Regions from separate parts of the Mus musculus genome. Here regions 1, 2 and 4 are each linked to region 3. A link is a loop called in an ENCODE intact Hi-C map of the cell type or tissue named here. Cell type or tissue: heart. All regions are shown on one strand. Each heading gives the region's core, and the rest is flanking DNA. Links, peaks and the distances in the headings are about the cores only.

What was found. A loop is a pair of places that touch in the nucleus more often than their neighbours do. Peaks named below come from ENCODE experiments on the same cell type or tissue, not always from the same donor. Only the 100,000 strongest peaks of a DNase experiment are listed, where the experiment ranks them.
Region 1: it touches region 3 in a loop (2.7-fold over the local background); 7 of 42 quality-filtered maps call a loop at or near these places.
Region 2: a loop joins it to region 3, with 2.6 times the contacts of the local background. A loop is called at or near these places in 5 of 42 quality-filtered maps.
Region 4: it touches region 3 in a loop (4-fold over the local background); 3 of 42 quality-filtered maps call a loop at or near these places.

What each region holds. Positions count from the first base shown.
Region 1 is chr13:113,436,602-113,442,578 of GRCm38, forward strand. No RefSeq gene overlaps it. Among named protein-coding and RNA genes, the nearest start is that of Gm41071, 16 kb to the left of the region's middle. In heart, for the core only: no CTCF peak of the experiment used is centred there; a DNase peak (open chromatin) is centred at 2,490; H3K27ac peaks cover 1,491 bases.
Region 2 is chr13:113,519,665-113,525,641 of GRCm38, forward strand. The region is part of intron 2 of Gm34471 (a long non-coding RNA gene); the gene reads right to left. Gm34528 (a long non-coding RNA gene) reads right to left here. Exons shown (of 3, transcript XR_382932.2): 2 at 4,907-5,019; 3 at 3,890-4,594. Among named protein-coding and RNA genes, the nearest start is that of Gm34528, 4.6 kb to the right of the region's middle. In heart, for the core only: no CTCF peak of the experiment used is centred there; no DNase peak of the experiment used is centred there.
Region 3 is chr13:113,616,349-113,622,325 of GRCm38, forward strand. Snx18 (sorting nexin 18) reads right to left here and starts at 2,216. Exons shown (of 2, transcript NM_130796.4): 1 at 454-2,216. The coding sequence starts at 2,047. In heart, for the core only: a CTCF peak has its summit at 2,371 (motif pointing left); DNase peaks (open chromatin) are centred at 1,013, 1,073 and 2,233; H3K4me3 peaks cover 1,648 bases; H3K27ac peaks cover 2,191 bases.
Region 4 is chr13:113,548,680-113,554,656 of GRCm38, forward strand. No RefSeq gene overlaps it. Among named protein-coding and RNA genes, the nearest start is that of Gm34471, 13 kb to the left of the region's middle. In heart, for the core only: no CTCF peak of the experiment used is centred there; a DNase peak (open chromatin) is centred at 2,602.

The DNA.
Region 1 (5,977 bases), core at 970-4,969, 180 kb before region 3:
TAACTCGACAAGAAGCTTCTCTGACAAGGGTTGAGCATGCAACTAGTCTATGGACGTAGCATCACGTCATTAGGATGGATGTAGCATCACGTCATTAGGATGGATGTAGCATCACGTCATTAGGAGTCCATTTTTTTTTTTTTTTTTTTTTTTGCCATTTTCATTTAGCAAAAGAAATAGGTTTTCCTCCAAGATCCCACAACCTTGGGGTTTTGGGCCACTTTAGTAGGTCTCAGATATGGGTTTCATATCATGGAGCGGGTGCTTAAGTCCAATTAAAAAGTAGTTGGTTACACTCACAACATAGCAACTGATTAGTTGAGTGTTCATTCTGAACGTAATTTCTTATTCAAAAGGGGAACTGTAAAGTGGGCCGTAAACATGATTTTTTTAGGCGGTCTTTGATTTAGTGAGCTCCCAGATGATTTGGGAGACTGCTGATACCAAGTCTGGTCTGTTGTGTTCTGCATTCATTTTAGAGCATCCTGTATCATCCTTGGGAAGAGGAGAGAGCCAGTTGGTTTCCCTTTTAAAGAAAATTGTATCCCCAGTAGTACCAGACAACAGAGCCTTCAGTCAAGACTGCAACTGGCAAGTACCTTATGGTAGAGGACTCTCTACTTGTCTACTTTTATAAGCCAGTGGTCCAGGACAGTTAGTTCTTAAAGCAGTTGGAATGAGGTATAATTCAGGTAGAAGTTTTCTTTGTATATGCTAGTCTCTAACTGTTGAATAAGCTGATGAAGTTGTTTGATGGGAAGGAACAACCCATTTGGGAAACATGTATGTAACTTTTAAGAAACCGATCTCTTTACATTTCAACATCTCAGGTTTGTTGGCATCTGACTTTTAAGGATAAGAGTTATTGAAAAACATTTGAAATTCATTTATGTGAAAGAAAAAAAATTGTCAAATCAGACCAAGAACCCTATTTGGAGCTACTGCTCTATGCCCAGGGATCCAGCTTAGTGCAAAGACAAACTCCTGCCATGAGGGAGGCATGTTCCCTGGACAGAAAGAGGCTCTGGTGAGGTGGGAGGAAAAATAAAACCCTTTTAATTGATTGACAGACAAGGGGAGACAGGGCTAAGCCAGGGAAGCTGTCATATGTGTGTGCCCTTAATTCCTTACGTGGGCTTTAATTTCACTTCCTGCTAGAAGTCCTGTGGGCCTCTATACAATGGGCCCTGGGGTTAACAAAAGGACAGGTCATCTTAGTTCAGAAGGTGGTGGAACCCAATAGAGGATGTGGGAGGCAGTGCTGGGTCTCCTGATTCCTGGTTGATGGGAATCCTAAGGAGGACCAGCTGTCTAGGTGTCCCGAGACTTAGAGTAAGATAGCTACATGGGTCAATGATAGAGGGGAACACACTGGGTGGACATGGCAGGCCCTGCAAAGCCAACAGACAAAACCATAGGGTCCTTATTGAACCGAGAACGAGTTTATCAGCAGGCAGCCCAGGACCCATGCTCTAAGGTCAAGGCCACATGGGATCTTGAGGGTACCAGGTGCAGTTGAGACCCTATTACTCTAGACTCCATCTTGAAGAACAGAAAATGAGCATTAAGAACAATAATCCACCCCAGAGATCACCCACAGATTCCAGCAGTAACAACAGTTTAGGGGTGTGGTACTCTTGGGGACTCTTCTTCCATGCATCCCAGCTGCTGGGTGAGGGAAGTGTCATGCAAAGAGCCAGGTCCAAGAGACTTTCATCTCTGCACATCTGGATTATTCTATGAGCCAATGAAGGTCCATCATACAGTCTTTCCAAGGAACACCATCCACTCAACATGGGTTTGAGATAGTTCCCTGTGTCTGAGCACATACCGGAGAGTGTAGACTGAATGAAGAATGCAGTGTGGTGCAGTCATTGCCTTTAAGGCCATCAGAGTTTAGTGGGGAAGCCATCTCAGGTGAATTTTTTCCAGGCTCCTTCTCCACCACTTGCATTGACAATGTTAGTACCTATTCATTGTCCAGGTCTCAGTTACACCAGTGGAATGCCCATCCCCAACTGTTCGATGTAATGGGCCTTTGAGTCCACAATAATTTTATATCTTGTCAAATAAGTATTTGACAAATTCTGTTCTAGACTCTAAGATATTAGGCTAAGCATGGTATGACTCTCCTCACACCTGCCTTCCTTCCTCTCTTCTCTTCCCCTCTTTCATCTCCTCTTTTCCTCTCTCTTTCTTCTCTCTTCTTTCTCCCATCTCTCTCTCCCTCTCTTCCCACCTCTCCCTTCCCCTCTCCCCTTTTCTCCTTCTCTCCCTCTCTCCTTCTCTTCCTCTCTCCTTGCATCCTGAGCCCCACTATCTTGCTCACATTTTTATCTGCTGTACCTGTTTAGTAAATGCCTGTGCACACATCTCTCACGGTGTCAAGGGCTGCCCTCATGGCACATGCTTCCAGCTCTGAAAGCCTGGCCATGTACATTATCTCACTGACAAGCAAGCAGAAGGGGCCAAGAGATTCTGTCCTCAGGATGCAGCCCCAGCTGCTTTAAATAGAATCTGCTGTCAGAGGACAATTGATGAACCACCTTTGGGGGCCAAGTTTTAGTGCAGGATGTGAGCAATGGGACCTTGAGTGATGTTTCCTGTGAAGCAGACCCATGTAGATTTTATACATCTAACACGCATGTAGTGAATGTTAACACATAATGCATATATAACACTTATGCGTTAAGGAGGAAACTGAAAAAGTACCAGTGAGGTCATACATTAGAAATCTGTCAGAGATGGTCAGGAAATAATAAGCAGCTCAAGTAAGCTAATGGGGAGGGGTAATAGCACTAAAAATGATAAAAATAAGGGCTAGGAAGAGAACAGGAAGGAATTTTTAAAAGAAAAATTGCCAAGAAAAAGTGCAAACTCCAGGATAGCAGTCATTTGGGAGGTTAAGAGAAGGAGGGATGGGCAATGCCTTCCACACGTCCCTTGCTCTGAGCTGTTTGATTTGTGGGCGTATGTAGGTTCCTGGTGAAAACACAAAACGCATTCAGAGTATTCTCCAGCCTTATTTCATCTTGACACTTGTCATTATCATTAAGGAGGCAGGGACGTGGAAAGCCACTTAGGGAGGTAAAGACAGAGATTTTAAAGTGGAAAAGAATTAGGTCAGGCGCCCTGCCCCCTCGCCTGCCTTTTTAGGTCTCTGGAAACTGGTCTTCCACAATATTAACTCTTTCTTTACTCTTTGGTAGGGACTCTACCACTGCTTGGGAGAAAGAGAGAGGGAGATGGGGGAGGAGGGAATTTGGGGTAGCTACAGGTCTCCTGGCCACAGCCATTCATATTCTCACGAGGCTCCTCCTACATTTCCACTCTTCCAAGTCTCACCTGACTCTCCTTCCACCACAATGGCTCTCTCATGACAAGGTGACATACTTTGAAGTCCCTTGTTGTATCAGTATTTTCTGCGTACAGTATAACTTGTGTGTGGACTGGGGCTACTATGTGTATAATAGGTTCTAAGTATTCAAAGGCATGAACTCTCCCCTATGCTATCATGTTCATTTCTGACTCTCCAAGATGCTGTTTAGCGCTTTGTATAATATACAGCAGACTGTCGATACTTTTTATCCAAACTGTTAAGACCACATTATCTTAAACTACTTAGTGGCATATGTCTCCTGTCTTTCCCTCCCTTTCAAACATGTCATAGGGATTAAAAATACTGCATAGTTCCATCCAGTATAAACTTCCAAGGATTTTATAGAACTTCAAAATATGTGCTGTATCCAATTTATGAGCTCACCAACTTAGCATGCGTGGGGGAGATAAGGGAAAGGAAACTCGCTGAAATAGAATGAAGCTTCCCCTGTCTGATTTTCATAAGAACTTTTCAAAATTCAAAATACATATAATATATGAAAATATATAAGCATATCAAAATGCGTTCACACAGTGTGTCTGTGTCTTAAATTATTTATGGTAGAGCACAGTGGAGGTCAGATGACAACTTGTAGCAGTTGGTTCTTTCACTGTACTATGTGGGTCCCAGGAATGGAGCTCAGGTTAGCAGTATTAGCAGCAAGCCCCCTTATCCACCAATCCATCTTGCTAATGGGCATTTTATGTTTGCTTGTTTGCGTGTTTGCTTGCTTGCTTGCTTGCTTTCTTGAAGTATATTTGATTGGAAAAAATCTAAGCCCAGGGGTTGGAAAGATGGCTCAGTGGTTGAGAGCACTGGCTGCTCTTCCAGAGTTCCTGAGTTCATTCCCCAGCAACCATCTGGTGGCTCACAACCATCTGTAATGAGATCTGGTGTCCTCTTTTGGTGCTCGCAAAAGACAGAGAGTTCACATACATAAAATAAATAAGAAGAAAGGAAAGAAAGAAAAATCATAGCCAATGGCACCCTTTAAAAACTGCTACATATCTGTGGAAGACTGATTCTTAGCAGTATTGTTGACAATGGAGTTTGGAAAGGTATATTCCTCCAGCTTTGGGATCTTGAAGCCATACCTGTCAAGCTGACTGTCTGTTCTCTATGTATGTCCACCAGATACCTACTTCTTGTGATCCGAATAAGGCACACGTGTATAATGCAGCGTCTACCTAGCCTTCTTGAATCCCTTTATCCGGGTTCAGAAAAGCATCTTAGGCATTAGACTGTCATGGATCAGTTGGGATCTCAACTCTCAGTGAGAAGACAGAGCTGACTATAGTCTCTACCAAGGGTCACTTTGAAGGGCGCTTTCGCTCCTCTGTCATTTAGCAAGTAAATGACCATTTACTTAGTGTACTATGCAGATAGTAGTACTGTAGCCCATGAACATACAGAGGGAAGGCACATACCCTGGGTCTCCTTGGGTGCCTAAAAGCTCAGCTCTAGCACCAGCAAGGGCTCCCTCCTTCCAGCCTCCAAAGTCATCCTGATAACAAATCCACTTTCCACTTTTCAACCTTCCCCATTACTCCAGGATAGATGAAGTCATAATGGGAGGCAGGGCGTAGAGAATCATATGAAAGCTTTATTAGGACCTAGGGATTTAACTCCTTGATAAAGTGCTTGTCTAGTAAGAAGAAACCTGGATTCACTCCCCTGGACTGAAGCAAGCAAGCAAGCAAAAAACAGCAACAAAACCAAGGGAGCTAATAGCTCTAGAATTATCAAAGTCAAAACAAAAGTCTCTGCTTTGACCTAGGAGCTTGCCATGATACAATTCATTTTTAACTCTTGGAGTGAAGAAAAGAAAACCAAGGAGGCAAGATACTCTTTGTTTCCACAAAGAGAACGTCAAGATGCCGGGGCTCACCAAGGCCATTTCTTCTTCCACTTCCTGGAGTGAAAGTATAGAAAGATTTGATAAGACGGAAAGAAATCAGCCACGGTGACTGGGTGTGCTACTCTGTCCTTCAACATTGGTGTGTGGTGAGCCCTCTATCCTGCCTTAAGCACACAAGCCATACAGACAGCCAGTCTGTCATGGCCAGTCTGGCTGTACATCAAGCTTTTTGCCTGGATCTTGACAAAGGAAGACTTTGGACCCCAGAAAGACACTTTACCCTTCTCGGTCTTGAGGTTCACATTTGGAGAAAGGGACTGAGCCTGGACGATGACCAACATTTTCTAGCTTTCTTTCCTGTCCGTCTCCTGTGACCTCCTGTGACCTCAAGAGCATAAACTCTCAGGGAAAAGGAAGTCCGAGGGGCCCATAAGGAGTTCGGACAACGTTCCAGAGCCTGTAGGCAGCCAGGACCGGGATTCCTAAGGATGGAGGGTCGAGGAATGGCCTGCACTGAGGAAATGCCAAACTAGCATCTTACACAGAGGTTCTTCCTCTAGGCTGCACTAGGAAGGAAGGGAGCCTCCTCCTGCCCTTCACCCTAGTGCACTGCTCTGACTCTCACGGTCTATCAGCCCATTGTCTTCATTTCTCTACCATCAGCCAATTCAAACTTAGAAGGCAACTAACGGGGCAGTCTGAGATGGGAAGGGGAGGGCCACGCTAGTTGCAAGTGGAGC
Region 2 (5,977 bases), core at 776-4,775, 97 kb before region 3:
GAACAGCCATAGTAATCACCAAGCCATCTCCCCAACCCCCCTTAAAGTAGCTTTTAGAAGCAAGGCAATATGATCTACCAGCATGAATCTAACTACCAGATTTTCCACATCACGAATTCATAACCACAAATATGCATTGTTAAGTATGAAAATAGATGAAGTGCTTTTAATATATATATTTATTACTGTTTTTCAACACTTACAGGTAGAGTTCTAGTCTATTTAATGTAGATTGATATTAAAACATGATTAAATTTTTACTTGAGCTAATATGACAAAAAGTAATCACTGAATACTAAAAATGTAATAACCATATTCTCTCTCTCTCTCTCTCTCTCTCCCTCTTTCTCTCTCTCGTTCTCTGGCAGGAGTATTGTTGGAATTGAATCAAGAGTCTTTTGCATGCAGGCTGAGCTATACCCCCATTCCCTGTTTTGTGAAAATATACTTTGAATATTGAAAAAAACAAACAAACCCTGTCTTTAAACTCACTGGGACTCCCTGCTCTATACTAACAGCAAAAATACTTCTGCAAAGTAGATTGGGGTTTGAGTATTAAGTTGAATCTAGAACTTGGCCTTTGTGTTTGACTCACCCCCCCACCACCACCAAAAAAATGTTGGCCTAGCAAGAGTATACATTGATGAGATGCAAAACATAATCCCAGCACTCAGGAGGAACAGGCAGGAGGATGGAGAGGTCAAGGCCAGCCTGAGGTACCTACAAAGACCCTGCTGAGTTTAGAAATCTAAAGGCAGGGGATAGCTGGCTTCCTTTAACCCCTGAAGTGGCTTGAATAAGCTTGGCCAAGGGAGTAGCACTACTATTAGGAGGTGTGGCCTTGTTGGAGGAAATGTGTCACAGTGTGAATGGGCAATGAGACCCTCCTCCTAATCATGAGAGAGTCAGTCTTTTCCTAGTGGCCTGCAGAGGAAGATTTAGAACTCTCAGCTCCTCCTGCACCATGCCTGCCATGCCCCTGTCGTGATGATAATTTACTGAACCTCTGAACCTGTAAGGCAGCCTCAATTAAAAGTTGTTCTTATAAGAGTTGCCTTGAACATGGTGTTTGTTCACAGCAGTAAAACCCTAACTAAGACAACCCTACAGACCTTAGCTTCACAAATGAGTTGCAGGTGCTTCATTCATTCAGAAGTTAGTTATTAAGCTTGTGTTATCTGCTAAGCTCTCTTCCAGATGTCTGGATTCAACAGCAAAGAAAGGGAACAAATATTTATACGTCTACTACTTATAATCTTTCTTATGACTTGGTAGGAGAAAAAAATGTTAACTCAACTTTCCCCATATGGTGTTTCTAGCTAACTCTCCAGTAGTCTTATTTTAAATAACTGAGGGTTACAGGACGCTGTTGCTAAACTATAGCATGCCATCATGCTATACCTTGCCCTTCTTGGTTTTTTTTTTTTTTTCATTTCTCTCTCAACAAACACCTGAATACCTACAATCACGTCAAATCTCATTCTTCTCCTAGAATGACCTTAGACATCATAAAAGGAAATTTACAGCCAAACACTGTTAATAATAGTTACAGCAGCAACAACAATAATAGGACAAAGGTAGCAAGTCTGTTGGCAGCTTATTAAAAACATTTGAGTTTTTGAAACTTGGTATCTCTCAGCTGTGTGGCAAACACATCTCCATGCACAGCATCTACTGGGCATGTTACAGCATCCGTGAGACTTGGGGGACAATGGAGATAGATGGAAATATGAAGCTTGGGCCACATGCTATGCTGTGATTGCTGGAATGGGGGACAACATCACTGTCTTGGACACAGAGGTCTCCATCTTTTGCTAGGATCTAAGTTTGACTAGCTTATGACCCTTTAGAAAAGGCAAAAATCACAGGCCATGTTTAGATCATTAAAGTTAACAAATTTACTCTTTAACTATTATTTGTATTGAAGTCTGTTAGAGATCACATGATGTTTTTATTACATTTTCCATCTTTCCCTGTCTTACCATCTGTCACTGAAGCTAGTCTACCTGACCCGTCCTCTGGCCTCCAATGTTGATGTTATCTGGAGATGTCTATATTATTAGAATGTTCCCTTTAAGAAATTTAGCACTAATAAAATATCTGAAAACTCACTCTTGCAACTTCAAGGGACATTTGGTGAAAATGAATTCTGACATGAACAACTATTCAATTATAGAAGAACTTTAAAGATGATATCTCATTTGTGATTAATGATTTAAAAAAAAACATGAGAAACTGAACTTTGAAAGGTGCCAATGGCTCTGTTTTATGTTCCTTTTTCAGGTTCAAAATTTTCAGAATTCTCATCTCAGTTCTCAGATGGGCAAGCACGTCCGTGATGGTTCTTTCTCTTAGATGGTCTGCTCCTATTCTCTTCCCAGTAGAACAACTGCTTATTTCTGAATGCTACATATCCACCGTTGCACACTGGATTCCAGGTGAATGTGTTGGTGAGAACCTTTGGTCGGGATGTAGATTTGGCTATTTTTTTTTCATTAGTCTACCTTCAATTGTAGGCTTAAGATAATATGTAATCTACCCACAGTCTATTCAGCCAGGACACAAGGGGACAGATGGTGCAGTGGCTAAAAAAGAACAGGGGCAGATTGGTTTGGAGCCCGTGTGTTTATGGAATAAAGTCTCATTCACTTACCCCTCTGTTCCCCGGGACAGTTGAGTTAATAGGTGTAGGGTGGGGGCTGGTGAGATGGCTCAGCAGGTAAGAGCACCCTACTGCTCTTCCGAAGGTCCTGAGTTCAAATCCCAGCAACCACATGGTGGCTCACAACCATCCCTAACGAGATCTGACGCCCTCTTCTGGTGTGTCTGAAGACAGCTACAGTGTACTTATGTATAATAAATAAATAAATCTTTTTAAAAAAAATAGGTGTAGGGTGTTTATTATACATGTTAGCAATTATTTCTACCAACTGAAAGTAGACTCCATCGTCTGTTTAAATTCATTCCCCTTAGGAATAAGTAAGTAGCAGGGTTTTTTTTTATTATTATTAATGCAATTTTGGGTGCATCATTGTCTGGATCTTAAATCTTCTCCAAAGGCTACATCTTGAAGGCTTGTTCCCCATCCCTAAGTACTGCCATGAGGTAGGAGAACCTGTAGGAAGTGTTTCTTGTTAAGAGAGAGTTAAATCGCTGTAAACCTGCCCTTGCAAGAGATATTAAGACCCTAGCCACCTCTTTTCTCTTTGTTTCCCATTACCACAAGGCGAATCATTTCTTCTACCACGTGCTCCTTATGCTATGCTGCCTCAGCACAGAACTAAAAGCCATGAAGCCAAAAGATGATGAATGGAAACCTCTGAAACCATGAACCAAGATAAGTCTTTCCTCCTCATAGCTTGACTTTATCAAGTATTTCTTCATGTGACCAAAAGCTTTTTAACACATGATAGAAGCCTACAAGTCAGGGTGGATTCTTGAGTGTAACTGATTCAGAAAGGCAGGTGGGTGAACCTATGAGTAGATAGGCAACAAAAATTGAACTCAGTGAGTTTTTGAGGAAGGGGACATAAAGTTTGGAGGGGGCTTGCGGACTGGATCTGGGAGGAGTTGTGTGGAGGAACAAAGGTAAGAATCAAAATACATTGTATGCAACATTGAAACGCTCAACATGTAATAAAAGAATACTATACTGAAAAAGAATTGTGGTTGAGAACAAAATCAGAAGGAGAAATGGGGGAGGCATTGATTGAGTGTGGTTTGGTGTACACTGTGTGCATGTGTCCTCGTTGCTTTGTCAAAATGCTTAGAGAAAAATATGATGAATGTTCAGTTTTGTGGTTTAATCAAGAGTTCCTCACCCCCACCCAACCCCTACTCCCACACACACACACACACACACACACACACACACACACACTGAAAGTTTTATTGCCAAACTTAACTTTTCACAACAAAATGTTCTATTGTTAAAATGGCTGTCCTAAGAAGACCTCACCAAACTGTCACGTGCCTAATTATCTTGCAGGCGAGCATTGTTTCAGTTTGAATGTTAACAAGTGAAAGCCCTTATCCGGTTCAGGGTGGCCTCTGAGTGTCACTGCTGGGGAAAAGGTGGTGGGAGGACTGGATGATCCTGAATGAGCCATCCTGGAAAACTTGAGAAGCTAAGTGGGGCAGTGGCTGGGTGTTCCTTAGGCCAGAAGTCGAGACGGCAAGAGGACTGAGTCAAGCAGCTAAGTCCCTAACTGCAGAGCTGGCATTTGGCTCAGTCAGTCAGGGGTGGATAGAAAGCTTCGTGCTTTCCTGTGACCGATAGATGGCTGCTGAACCAGAGGACTCATTCCTATGGGATGCAAGGGACAGCAACTCTTTCCTACCTGTGACATTCCAGGTGAGTTTCACCCTGAGAACTGTCACTAGGACTAGAAACATCGTCGTAAGGCCCAGAGTCAGATGAGAATGTGGCAGCCAGTGTTCAACCGTTGTTAAGAATATCTTCTAGTGGACAGCGAAGTGTTATGTGCAGTGTTCATAAACTGTTGAGTCAGCTGTGTCTGCCATTGACCAGATGGAGCCTGGGAGACAATCCCAAAAGCCAAACATGACATTCGGGAGGCTCACTAGGGAATATCTGTAAGGAGGTGGGAGAATCAGGGTTAATCTAGGGGCTGAGCCATAGCAACAGAGACCGCAATGCATCCCATATGTCAGCTCTCAAACAGGTAAGGATTTAAGTTTTCCACCCCCACACTTTGCACTTGGAACAATCCTTGGATATAAACTATCTGGAGGCAGGACATGACTTTGAGTGAAGTAGAGGTTTAGGGTAGGGGTGGGGCGAGAAGTGTGGGAGGAGCCACAGGTACTGAGTGCTACTTGTGTCACATTTTGGTTGGGGGGGGGGCCTGTCACAGTCAAAAAGGAACAGTAACTCACCACTGACCTTAGACCCAAAGGTAGCCACTCAATCCTGCAGGCTCTGTCTCGTCCAAATCAAGGAACCCTCTCTGTATTGCCCAGTTTTGACTCTACTTCACATTCCAGGACTAAAAATTCCTGAGATAACAGATGTAAAAAGTCCTTTTTGTAACTGGGATGGTACTATACCGTTAGTATTAACAGATCAACAATAATTAAGAATTACAACAGCCATATGCACCACTGTGTCTGGAAAACACGGTTTCCTTGATGTTATAAGTCACTTCTGGCTCCTACCATCTTCTCACTCCCTCTTCCATAAAGATCCTTGAGCCTTGGTCCTTGGTGTGTGTGTGTGTGTGTGTGTGTGTGGTGTGTGTGTGTGTGTGTGTGTGTGTGTGTGTGTGTGTGGTGTGTGTGTGTGTGTGTGTGTGTGTGTGTGTGTGTGTGTGTGTGATATGAATGTCCCACTTAGAACTGAGTACTCCCCAGTCTTTTATTCTCTGCACACTATGGGGTAATCTTTGGGTCAACTCTCATTTTACTGCTAGGAAAGAGATGTTCTGAAATTGGTACATTTCAAAGAGTCCTGTATCAGTCCCCCTAGCAGGCCCCTCTGATGTAGAGTCCATAGTTCCTTATATGTGTGGCTCGACTCACTTCTTGAGAGTTCAGCTAGGTTTCTAGAAACTCTATACAGAAGGGGACCTCCCCAGCTCCCTGTTCCTTTACTCACATTGCCTGGTGTGGTTTGTCCTTGTCAAACCTGCCAGGATGCACAGTCAAGTGGAGACTCAGGTCTGATTTCCATCCCCTGCTGGTGCCAACAATTCACTGTGGTCCATAAAAACTCCCCAGTTCCTTCGGAGGAAGCCAGTTATCTGCTAGACTTCCTCTGTTTTCCATGTTGGCATCTCTGCCAAGGACATTATTTTGTCTGGATCCACTGGCTGGACCTCTTTACATCTCAGGGAAGCCACACTAAGCATACCATGGCCCAAGTGCTGGAGGGGGAGCCAGAGTTTGAGCACAGGACCCCCACAAGAAAAAGGGGATCCAGGGATTGGGAACACATTAGATCAGTGGCCAGTATCTT
Region 3 (5,977 bases), core at 794-4,793:
CAAACTCCCTTGCCACAGCAGGAATGGAGGGGAAAGCCTGCCTTACCTTTATTCCCAGGCATCCATTCTTCCTACTGCCTCTCCCATCTCTGCCAGCCCTGCAGTGTTCAAAGGGCTGCCTAGTCTGGCTTGGGTGCCCCTGCCAATTCTGCCCAGCCCACAAGCTTATACATCAGAACAGCTGATTCCTCTGCCTATTCAAATTCTGAAGTGACAACACGGTCTGAAAATCTAGCCCTCTAAAGAGTGGCAGGCAGTCCCTGACTAGAAGGAGCATTCTAACAATCCACTGAACACTCGGAAAGGAAAATCCCAACAGTCCACAACCCTAAGATCCCCAGACACGGAGAACCACCAGGAGCCTGAAACCCGGCAGTGGTATGCCTATCCAAGTCACCACTTTCTACCTTAAAAAAACACCCCGTGCCACCGGCCCTACAGGCCAAGCTTTACCTTTCTGAACATGGATGATGTCTGGGAAGTTGGCCAGGTGCCCCTGATACAGTGCTAACAGGTCCATGACTGGGTCCAGGTCCTGCCTGGGCTGCTCAGCGAAGAGTTCGCCGATGGCGTCGTAGGCGTCTCCAGTGAAGGCAATGGCCTGATTCAGACCCACGGAGAAGGCCTGCTGATCCAGCTCAAAGGCTTGGCTGAGACCCCGGAAGGACTGGCCCACCTTCTGATACTCCTTCTTGAAGCCAGTCACCTGCTTGCGCGCAAACTCGTTGGCGGTGTGGTTGAGCTGCAACGCACTGTCGTCCATCTTCTTGGTGAAGCATTTGAAGCCATCTATCTTGCTCTCCACCTCCTGCAGGTCCAGGGCGGCGGCAGGTGGGGTGCTCAGAGTGAGGAAGAAGTTGGCGCCCACCATCTCATCCTTCTCAGCCTTCCGCTTACCCTGTTTCCAGGCCTTCTCATCAGTGCTGCTGGGGCAGGTCAGGAAATGCTGGAAGACGTCGCACTGCGCCAGCACCGGGTGGCTGGCCATGTGGTTCATCCACCAGATCAGACCCTTCCTGCGTTTGGAGATGAAGTCCTCTTCGAAGCGCCCGGTGGCCTGCTTCTCAGGCAGATGGGGCACCGAGATGACTGGGAATTTCTCCGCCAGGCGCGCATACAGCCAATCGAAGTGCTTATAGCGCCTGTGCACGGGCACCTGGGTATGCGTGGGCACCAGCTTGTAAGAGATGTAGCTCTTCATGCCCTTGAACTTGGTCTGCTTGGTGGGGTCGTCGATGGTGCACTGGAAGGGGTAGGGGTTCTCCTGCCACTCGGGGCCGTAGGGACCCAGCACCACGCACAGCTTGTCCCCATCCTTCACGAAGCCTGACGCCTCTCCCAGCACGAAGGCCTCCCCGCCCGACTTGACGAAGGTGGAGAAGCGATTGAGGTTGCGGCTCACCGTGGCCGAGCTCTTGGCTCCAGACGCTTGGTGCGCCGGGGGCGCCGAGACGCCGCGGGAGCCCAGAGACAGGTCCGAGCGGGTGGACAGGCGGTAGCGGCCGGCCGCACCGCCGCCCGCCGACGACGAGCCGTCGAGGTCCGGGTACGCGCCGCTGCCCAGCGCGCCTGGCTCATCGGCCACCGTGGAGCTGTCGTCCCACTCGTCGTCCCAGTCATCGTCGCTGCCCAGGCTGGCCTGGTATCCACCGTAGAGCTGCTGGGGCGACGGCTGCAGGGCGCCCCCGCCGTAGGGAAAGCCGGCGCCCGGCGGCTGGAAGGAACCGGGTGACGCCTGCGGCTGCAGCAGCGGCGGGAAGGCGGCGGGTGGCGCGGCGGGCAGAGGCTCGAAGCCGCCGGGCGGCACGTTGGCGTAGCGGGCCGGAGCTCCCGGGCCGCCGTCGGCCGGAGGGCCAGGCTCCGGCGCACGGATCACCTGCACGTAGGAGGCCGGGAAGAGGCCGCGGTCGCCGCGGCTGTTGATCCCTTCGAGCCAGCCCTCGATGTCCTGCTCGCTGCACAGGCTCAGCACCTCGTGCTCCCGCAGGGAGATCTCACCGGGGTTCTCGGACTTAAAGTCGTAGAGCGCCCGGGCGCGCAGCGCCATGGTCCCGAGCCCGGCGCCCCGAGCTCGGGCCGGTCCGAGGGCCCCTGCAGTCAGGATCCCCCCCCCGAACGCCGAAGGGAAGCCTGGAGGGCAGCGCACCGGTCCGCTCCCCGCTCCGCTCTCGCCCTCCGTGCAGCTCGGCTCGGCTCGCAGCAGCGACTGCAACTCGGGGCCGCCGCCGGCCGGGGGCGGGGCCCGGAGCGCCCACGTCCCCAGCAGAGCTAATCCATTGCCGAGAGCCGCGTGCCAGACGAGAGCAAGCGACGGCCGAGCAGCCGTGCCTGCGCCGACTCTGCGGCCGCCGCTGCCACCTTGTGGCGGCTACGGAAAAGGCGCGCGCTTGAGTGACCACGTGGTGGGTGGGAGGCTTTCAGAAGTGAATTATCTGAAATTGTTTAGATTTGTACGTTAGAAAATGTGGGGTAGGGTTTTTTTTGTTGTTGTTCTTTTTTTGTTTTTTGTTGTTTTTGGGGTTTTTGTTGTTGTTGTTTTTAAATAGATTATTTATATCTACGATAGCCAGCTGTTACTTCTCAGAGTAAATGCTCTTAAAATGACCTTAACCCAAGCTTGTAATAAAGGCGTTCACAAAGAAGATTAGCTGTTGCACTGATAAGTACGTCTTTGCCAGGGTTAATGTGTAGTAACTCACAAGATCCTCATCTTGTCACTAAAGGTGCGGTTCCCTTCCTTCCTGTACTCTCTGATCTTGTACACAAGGAGTGGAGCCTGGAACAAAGCTGGAATTCGGGAAGATCCTTGTTTGACCAGAGGCAAGGGTGGTGCAGGGAAAGAGAGCTGAGAAGTCTCCAGTGAACGTGCAGAGTTGGGTGCTAGCACACGTGCAGCGAATGAAAGCTCAGGCTTCAGGGCCCAGGGCGCAGGAGCCAGGCTCGGTTCTGGCTCTGACTGGCTGTATGACCTTGAGCCTGTCACTTGCGCTGTCCTTATCTCTGAGAGTTTGTGGATTGTGTGATAATGGCTTTCTTATCTTACAGGTGACTGAAGTGAAATGCTAATATACTCGGTAAGCACTGTCCACTTGTTGGCTGCGGCTGTTATGAGGGGAAACGCGATCTCTGGCCTCTTTTCTAAGAGAGAAAGAAGGGTCCTAGAACTAGTTATAACTAGAGCTGTCATAGGTGTGGTACGCAACAGGCTTACAACTTTACACTTCCTCCTAGGTCATTGACAAAACCTCTCCTTTTCAATAAATTTATGTTAAGTAGATCAAAAATCACTTCCTGAGAGTTTAATAGACGTATGTCAATATCCCGTGGTTGCCTTGTTTCAAATCTTTTCCTTCAATATGTAATTTGCCCAAGGCTTATTTTCTCACGCTCCGCTTACTGAGTCTAGCCTAATCCTTTGAGGATACCTCTAACTGGAGTTCTACAGTCACGTGTCATGAATTTCCGCCTGCCCTCTGACCCCTTCTATGGCAATCCAGCAATCAGACCAGAAGATTCCATTCTCCTAAGCACGGCAGCTAACTTAGCATCCTGTTCAAAGCCACTAACGAAAGTACACCACACTCGGCACCCGCACTGGGCCTCCTATTGCACAGCCTTAACTCAATCTCCTGAGCTCTTTCTGAAGTGCAGCAAGCACTTTCAGCTCAAAATTCCGAATGTGACGATTGTCGTGGAGACCAATCAGTGAGATTCAACTTGCCATAGTCGGAAACATAAAGTCAACACCAACTGAACAGCTTAAATTATGTATGATCCATGAGATATTCACCTCGGATGGTCCAGATAAAACACAACGGATTAGTCAGTAGTAAACTTTAAATTCGAGAGTTAGTTACAGTAACTTCAGGCTTATCTCAGGTATAATGATTCCATGAGTTTACGTGAAAGTCTGTTCAAAAGGGTTGTGCAACTGCAGAAGCGATTGCTAAGGGTCTCCGCGTGTTGGGGGTGTGTGTGTGGGGGGGAATAGTGATACCCCGAGTGCGCATGCTCTCTACCCCCAGTGCGCATGTTCTAAGTGTGCATGGCTCTGTGAGTGCTCAGCCTCGGAGAGAAAGGTTACAGACTTGCGTTCTTGAGGAATCAGGCTTTGGGAGGGAGGGGACCAAAACTGCCACGGTGCTTGGCCCTGTGGTCAGAATGGTAGGAAATACTCTACCCTAAGATGGTCTTGGATATGGAGAAAATGTGTTTTAGCATGAATAACTTGCAATCGTTCACCTATGGAAGTAAATATATCAATGCATTTATAAAAGATTTGTCTAGAACACAGCTTAAACTGTGGCTTACAACCCCATAGAGAGTCCACATAGCTGAATGAGAAACTCATGACTCGTGACAGTAACATTTTCCCGGAACAGGCAGCGAACAAATATTTAATTCAGCATCAAATACATAATGAGTCTGAGGTGATTCTGGCCAATGCTCAGCCATATCACGAGCCCAACGTCACTGCAGCCTTGGTTTCAGACACACAATAAGCTCACCTTGCAGGATGCAGACCATCAGACATGCCCTTGAATAGTGCCCAAGGGTCCCCAGCTGTGATTTAAGACAACTGTGTATTATGAGCAGCAATGTTTTTAGTGTGAATATAAAGTTCTCTGCTCTTATAGAAGCATAATAATAAGAGAGAGAGAGAATAGTTTCTTGCCGCCCTTCCTCAACATGTATGTGTCAAATCATCTTTAGGCTGTGTTCAGAGTGTTTGACTTCCAGCTGTTGTTTGAGTTACTTAAGTTTGTAAAAACTTGTTAAGTGAATTTTGGAGTCAGGCATAATGGCGCATGCCTTTAATCCCAGTCCTTCGGAGGTGGAGACAGATGAATCCCTGAGTTCAAGGCCAGCCTGGTCTACAGAATGAGTTCTGGGACAGCCAGGGCTACACAGAGAAATCCTGTCTGGAAAAACAAAGAAACAAAAAGGTGAATTTTTGGCTTGGAATAAGATAGAACTTGCTAGCAATTTATGAAATGACCTTTGATATACTTCTGCCACTTTTTGTACTACATATTTATGTGAAATAGATAGTTCTCAAGAACTGATGACTATAAAAACTAATGCCAATCAACTCTGAAAAACACTGAAGATCCTGTGCCCTTCAGTATCAAGCATTTATCCAAGATGTAATTCTTACTTAAAAACAAGCAGGCACACTTATTAGTATGCAATTTTATCTTTAATAAATGGTAAAATCATAAGCATATAAAAGGATTGTTTAAAATTGTTGATTTATTACTAATAAATAATTAATTTTCATAATGATGGCACATAGCTATGTACCTAAGTTCGTACAATCTGTTCTAAATATCATGAGTGAGAAAGGATAGGGAAGTTTTTCTCTAGAGCAGCGGCCTTCCTCGCAACCTCCCTGATGCTGTGACCTTTGATCCCAGCTCCCCATGCTGTGATGCCTCCCCCAACCATAAAATTATGTCATTGCTACCTCATAACCGTAATTTTGCTCCTGTTTGAATTGTAGATATCTGACATACAGTGTATCGGATGACCCATAGGTTGAGAATTACTTCTCTAGAATATAGAACATACTCATAACTTAGTTCATGTAGTCACTGTCGCCACTATCAACTGTTTCTATTTCGCTGAGTTTTCATATTTGAAATTCTTTAAGGGACACTAGGTGGTTCTAACACCTGTATTTTCTTACTTTCTCCCATGGCTAGGGAGGCCTAAGCTAAGGTGCATGGCTCTTGGCTGCCTCTTCCACAAGAGAGAGGGCGGGCTGGTTTCTTTACTCCTCCTGGGACAGCCCCCTGATTTTGCCTTTGCTGTTCTTTTGCTTGGACCCCGACCTACCCTAGAGGTCCGAGTGCAGCACATTCCCCTCATCAGACTCCCCCTGCTTCTTTCAAAGACTCAGAAGTGAGATGGAAGGCTTGGGGGGTGGGGGCAAGTCTCTGAGCCTCCACTCCCAGTCCGACTTTGAGAAAGCTTC
Region 4 (5,977 bases), core at 939-4,938, 68 kb before region 3:
TGCCAAAATTCATATGTGTTGAGTGTATGTATAACCAGAGAAGTAAGTAGATAGATGAATGGATGGATGAATGGAAAATGGATAGTCAGAAGTAGATCGGCCAGTGTGGCGATATGCTGGTAACTGTTTAATGTCCAACTCTTCACAATCAAGTCTTGAGTTGCAATGGTTGTCACTGATATCATTTTCATGGTATGCATAGTCCCACCATGGCCTGTTTCAAGCTATTGCTCAATGCAGATACAGCACCTGCTGCAGCACACCCGAGAGACATGGGATGGGTGAGTGAACGTTAGTTACCTTTCTGTTGCTGCCATACAACACCATGACCAAATTTGACTTATGAAAGAAAACATTTATTTTGGCTTACAGTTTAAGAGAAATGAGAGGCCATCATGGCAGGGAGGCCTGGCAGCAAGTGACTGGCACGGCAAAGGGAGCAGGAAGTCGAGAGAGAACCGGACATGGAACAAAGCTACTCTCAAAGCTCACACCCACTGGCACACTTTGGCCAGGAAGGCCACACCTCCTGTTGTGGTTTGACTAGGTATGGCCCCCATAGACTTATGTGTGTGAATGTTTGGCTTGTAGGAATGGCACCATTAAGAGGTGTGACCTTGTTAGAGTATGTGTGGCTTTGTTGGAAAAAGTGTGTCACTATTGGTGAGGGCTTTGAGGTCTTCTCATAGACACTCAAGCTCCAGCCAGTGAAAAACATAATCTCTCCTGGCTCCCTGTGGATCGCGATGTAGATCTTTCAGCTCCATCACCAAAACATGTCTGCCTGGATGCTGCCATGCTTCCCACCATAATGATAATGGACTAAACCTCTGAAACTGTAAGCCATCCCCAATTAAATAGTTACCTCTATAAGAGTTGCCGTGGGCATGATGCCTCTTCACAGCAATAAAAACCTAACTAACACACTTCCTAAACCTTCCTAAATTGTACCACCAACTGAGGATCAAGTGTTCAAATATCTGAGTCTATGGGGGACATTTATTATTCAAATCACCATGGATGGATGGATGGATGGATGGATGGATGGATGGATGGATGGATGGATGGATCTACTCACCTGCATCTAAGCTAGGAACCTCCTGGTCACTGGCCCCAGTCACTCACTAATACCCCAGTACACACTGCCCAGAAATTAATAGAGGGAAGGCTGAAGAGAGGGCACTTCACTTCTTTGTTCTTGAGCCATGCCTTTAATAGTTGAACAGGCTCGCACTGAGTAAAGGAGCTCTTTACTGGTCACTGTCCTCAAGTAGATACCTATAGCAATCAAACTAGCTAAGCAGGCCAGCCCTGAGCCAAATGAACTCGCAATTTCCTCCTACTTTCTTCCTCTTCTAGGTCCCTTTCCTCTGCCAGGGTTGCTCTTTTCCTGCCCTCAGGCTACTTCAGTAAAGGTACAAAAAATCTGCCCCCCCCCCCCAAAGAAGACGTCACCACTAAGCCATCCATGGGGTAGTGAAATTACATTTAAAAGATTTGTCTTATTTTCAATTATGGGCATATGTGCATGTCTATGTGTGGGTATGTGCACACAAATACAGGTGCCTGCAGACCAGAGGAACTGGGTCCTGTAGGGCGGGAGTTCTAAGCAGTGGTGAGCTGCCCAATGTGAATGCTGAAAACTTAAGTCAGGTCTCCTAAGTGAACACTAAGCATCCCTCCAGCCCCATCATAAGAGGCACCTTATAGAGAGTGAATGATTTTTATCCTCTATTTCACAGGTATTTGAATTTAGTGGGGTGGGACAGAAAAAGGCAAGATGCTGGAATGGCTGGCTCCCATAACAGTGCTACTGGCACCGCTGACATGAGAAGGGACTTCTTTCCATCTGATGGTTGTCATTCGATCTGACTATAGAGTCAGTCTAGTACTAGGATAAGATATGAGAGGCAGGAAAGGGAGGGAGGCTTGGACCTCTGGGGACTGCTATCATGACACAACATCCTTAAGTAAAACCCTGTCTGTATTTGTTGTTGGGATCCTTGCTAGTAAAGTAGACAAGTGAAAGGGTAGAAACCATTCAAGAGAACCAGAGGGCCTGCTGCAGTATTTTTGTCGTTTTGGGCTTTGTTTTGTTTTATGAGATAGAGTCACTAATATCCTGTGCTGGCCCTGGACTTGCTAAGTAGCCCAATTTCTCCACATCCCCAGCCCTGAGACTATAGGCATGTACCACCACACCTACTTTATGATTTTCTTATTAGAAATCAAACCCAGGGCTTCAGATCAAATCCATGTAAGCACTCTATTAACTGAACTACACCCCACAGCCCCAACGTCTATTGTGTTTTCTGGAATGGAAAACCAAGCTGATAACATCCACTTCAGAGGGAAAACAGACGCCTGTGGCTGTGAGTAACTCCATTCTTCTGGGTTAAGTCACAATCCTTTCCCCCATCTGCTCTTCTTCTAAGACGATCTGAGTGTGCCCCAGCTCTTCTATGCACATTCTGTGGTTTGTTTTCACAATTTTGTGTCCCGAGCAGGCAGGGTGGGACACACTCTGCTGGGTAAAGCCCTGTCTCACTACAGAGAACAATTCCCTCTAGACAGACGCAAGTACTGCGGTGCTTCCTGTCTCCCACCCACTGTCCATCCCAGCCTGAGTACCAGCCCCTCATGCCAGTGGTTAGCCTGGCAGCCTCTTGCTGCCTGCTTCATGAGCCAATATATATATATTTTTTTGCTTGCTTCAAGCTGCCTTGTAGAATTTGTTATTGAATTTGCTGTGATCTCAGTACCATGTGCTGCCAACAAATACAAGACAGGGATAAATATTTCACTGGCATAAAGTTGGCTCGTAGCTCAGCCTACGTCATTAAGTTTCAGCCAGAGCTTTTATTATGACTGTTTAGTTCCCAAAGGTAGCTAATTTGCCAAGTTGAAGAACTGACCCACTTATCTTCAGGAGTTAAGAAGACGTAATTCTTCGAGACACCCTTAAGTACCCAACTGGGTTGTACCCCCAAAATAATCTTGATTTCAAAGAAGCCCAGGAGAGTGGCCAGTCTGCTTGTGGATCTCTTCTGCATTTCAGGCTTTTCTTTCCCAATCATCAAAATAAGAGAGAACACTGTTTGTGTCTTGTATGCTGTCATAGATCTTGATAGATCGTGAAATAGTGGTGTTAAATGATGTAAAGCAACAGATAGTATAGAAAAATGTGATTTTACAGTGACTAGGCAGGAGTTAAAAGCAGGATATTGGAAACCCTATGACAGAATGGAGCCAAGGTGTTGAGCAAGGGTTTAGATACATCTGTATTCAAAAACTACCAGGGAGGGACCGACTTATGGACTCCTTGTCCCATTTACTGTCTTCCTCTATTGGAATTAATCAACTGTAACTTGTGCATGAGTAGACTTTCCAATTATAAGGTGAATTAGGATAAAGAGGTAAGACCATTTACACATTTGGAGATTAGTTGGAAGGACCCACAGAGTTTGGCCCATAGAATTGTATTCTAACCTAAATAGTATTGATTAAAGTTAACCATGGTTAGCTTTTATGTTTTAAAAAAAATTCAAGTTTCAGGAAATCCTTAAATCCAAGTTGCAAACAGACCCTTTAAAGTCTTATTGTGATTTCTTTGCACTGCAACCTCCTGGGTCAGTGAAGGACAATCTCTTCTGTACTGACTAAAAGAACAAAGCATTGATGGTATAAAGTGAATTATAATTCTAGCAACCAAAATCCTTCCCTGAGCAAATTGAAGGTTGAATTGTTAACTGCTCACAAATTAACTTGGCCATCTTTTATTGACTGAGCTCTCTATGGTCATTTTACCAATGAAATTGGCTCTTGGTCCAAGTTGGCCAACGACTAAGGACCAGGATTCAGGGAAGATGTGTGTACAAGACAGAGCAGGTTGTTCATTAACTAAGTGAAGGGAGTTGACTTGTCCACCTCCATGTGGGTAGCTCTGTCTTCTCTTATCCTGCTGAGGACAGTCTAGCAAGGTGAAGACAGCTCAGACAGGAGGGGAAAGGTATACTCTTTAGTTTTAAAGGCTAAAACTGGGGGGATCCAATAGAATCAGAGGAAGGTTCTCAACTGTTTTAGTCATTAGAGTTGCCATGCTTCTAACTAGAGCCTACACAGACACTCACACACCCAAGTCACAGATTTGGGCATCAACAGACAGAATCCATGAGAATGTGTTGCTGCTAGCTCATTGAATTTCTTAGCATACACATAGGAGAAGCTGACCAGAAAAGACCAGGTCTATTGGACCTCAAAAGAACATAGTAGTCACTGTGATTTATTTCTAAACTTGAAGGTGTTGGGCCTTCTTGAGATCTGGGCTTTAAGTGTTTGTCTTAGTAACTGTTCTGTTGCTGAACTGAAACACCATGACCAAGGTAGCCTATAGAAGAAGTGTTTGATTGGGGGCTTGTTTACAATTTCAGAGGGTGATTCCATTACCAACATGGTGGGAAGCATGGTGGCAGGTAGCAGGCATGGTGCTAATGGATGTGTGTGTGTGTGTGTGTGAGAGAGAGAGAGAGAGAGAGAGAGAGAGAGAGAGAGAGAGAGAGAGGGAGAGAGAGAGAGAGACTGGGACTGTGGGACTGGCATGTGCTTTTGAAACTTCAAATCAAAGCCCACCCCCAGTGGCCCTCCTCCAGTAAGGTTATATACCTCCTAATCCTCCCAAAATTCCTGTTCAAAACACCTTGTCCTACTCTCTGACCCCCCCCCCCCATAGGCTTGTAGCCATAGCATAATGCAAAATGCATTCAGTCCAACTTGAAGAGTCCCCATAGTCTATCACAGTCTCAACCCTGTTCCAAAGTCCAAAGTCATTTCTGAGACTCAAGGTAATGTCTTGATCCTCTGTAGAATTGAACAGCAGATCACATATGCCCAGCACACAGTAGCAGAGAATATGCATTGCCATTCCAAAAGAGAGGGAATGGACTGGAACAAAGGAAGACTGAAAGCCAGCAGGTCAACTCCAAACTCCATATCGCTATGCTTGAGGATAAAGGGCTTATTAAATGGCTCCTCCTGTCTTCCACTCCCTCCAGCTTTGCTGACTACCACACACTTCCTCTTCTTCATAGGCCGATTCACCCTGTTTGCAGCTCTCCTTGGCAGGTATCCCAAGGCTTTGGCATCTCGAACATCTTGGGGGTTCTGTTGCAATCCAGGCTGCACTTTCATAGCCTCATGCAATGGCTTTTCCAGGACTCCATGCAGGGACTCCCTTGTCACACCCCTGGCCTTAGCCTCCTCCTTAACAGCAGAGGAAGTTTCCACAAACTCTTAGTGTCTGTGTCTTTCTTGATAAAGCTAGATCGTTTCTTTTGTTGAATAAGCTTTGCTTTTCACAAGTTGGAAGCTTAGCTAGGAGGGGTCTTACCCTAAGGGCACACCTCCCTTTATTCCATTTAAGGCAATGAAATTCCTCAAATTCTTATTTATGGAATAAGAAAATTCCTTAAATTCTCATCTCTTTGAGGAAAGTCTTGGCTCCAACATGACATTCCCTGATGTTCTTTTTCTTCTCGAACTGTACACACTGTATTTCTTTCTTGCCCACTTGCTCCTTTTTCTTGTAGGTCTGTGTAAGAATGACCATTAATAGCCACAAGACACAGTCAATACTAGGTTGTCTTAAAATCTCCTCTGTCATCGACGTCAGTCCAAAACTCTGCATCTTAGCCTCTGGAAGAATTAGCTGAGCATGAGAATCTTTAGATGAAACAGACTGTGATGGTTTGAATGAGAATGGCCCCCAGAGGCTCAGTATTTGAATGTTTGTTCCCCAGTGGGCAGACTGTTTGAGAAGGATTAGGAGGTGTGGTCTTACTGGAGGAGGTGATTACTCTTCAGGGGTTTCCATACTACTCGTTCTGTATGCCAAGAAAGTGCCTATATCCCTTCAACAAGGTCCCACTGAGGTGAAGGCATCATTTGGGAAAGGAAGGTGTCTAGAGTCATGAAGGGCAGT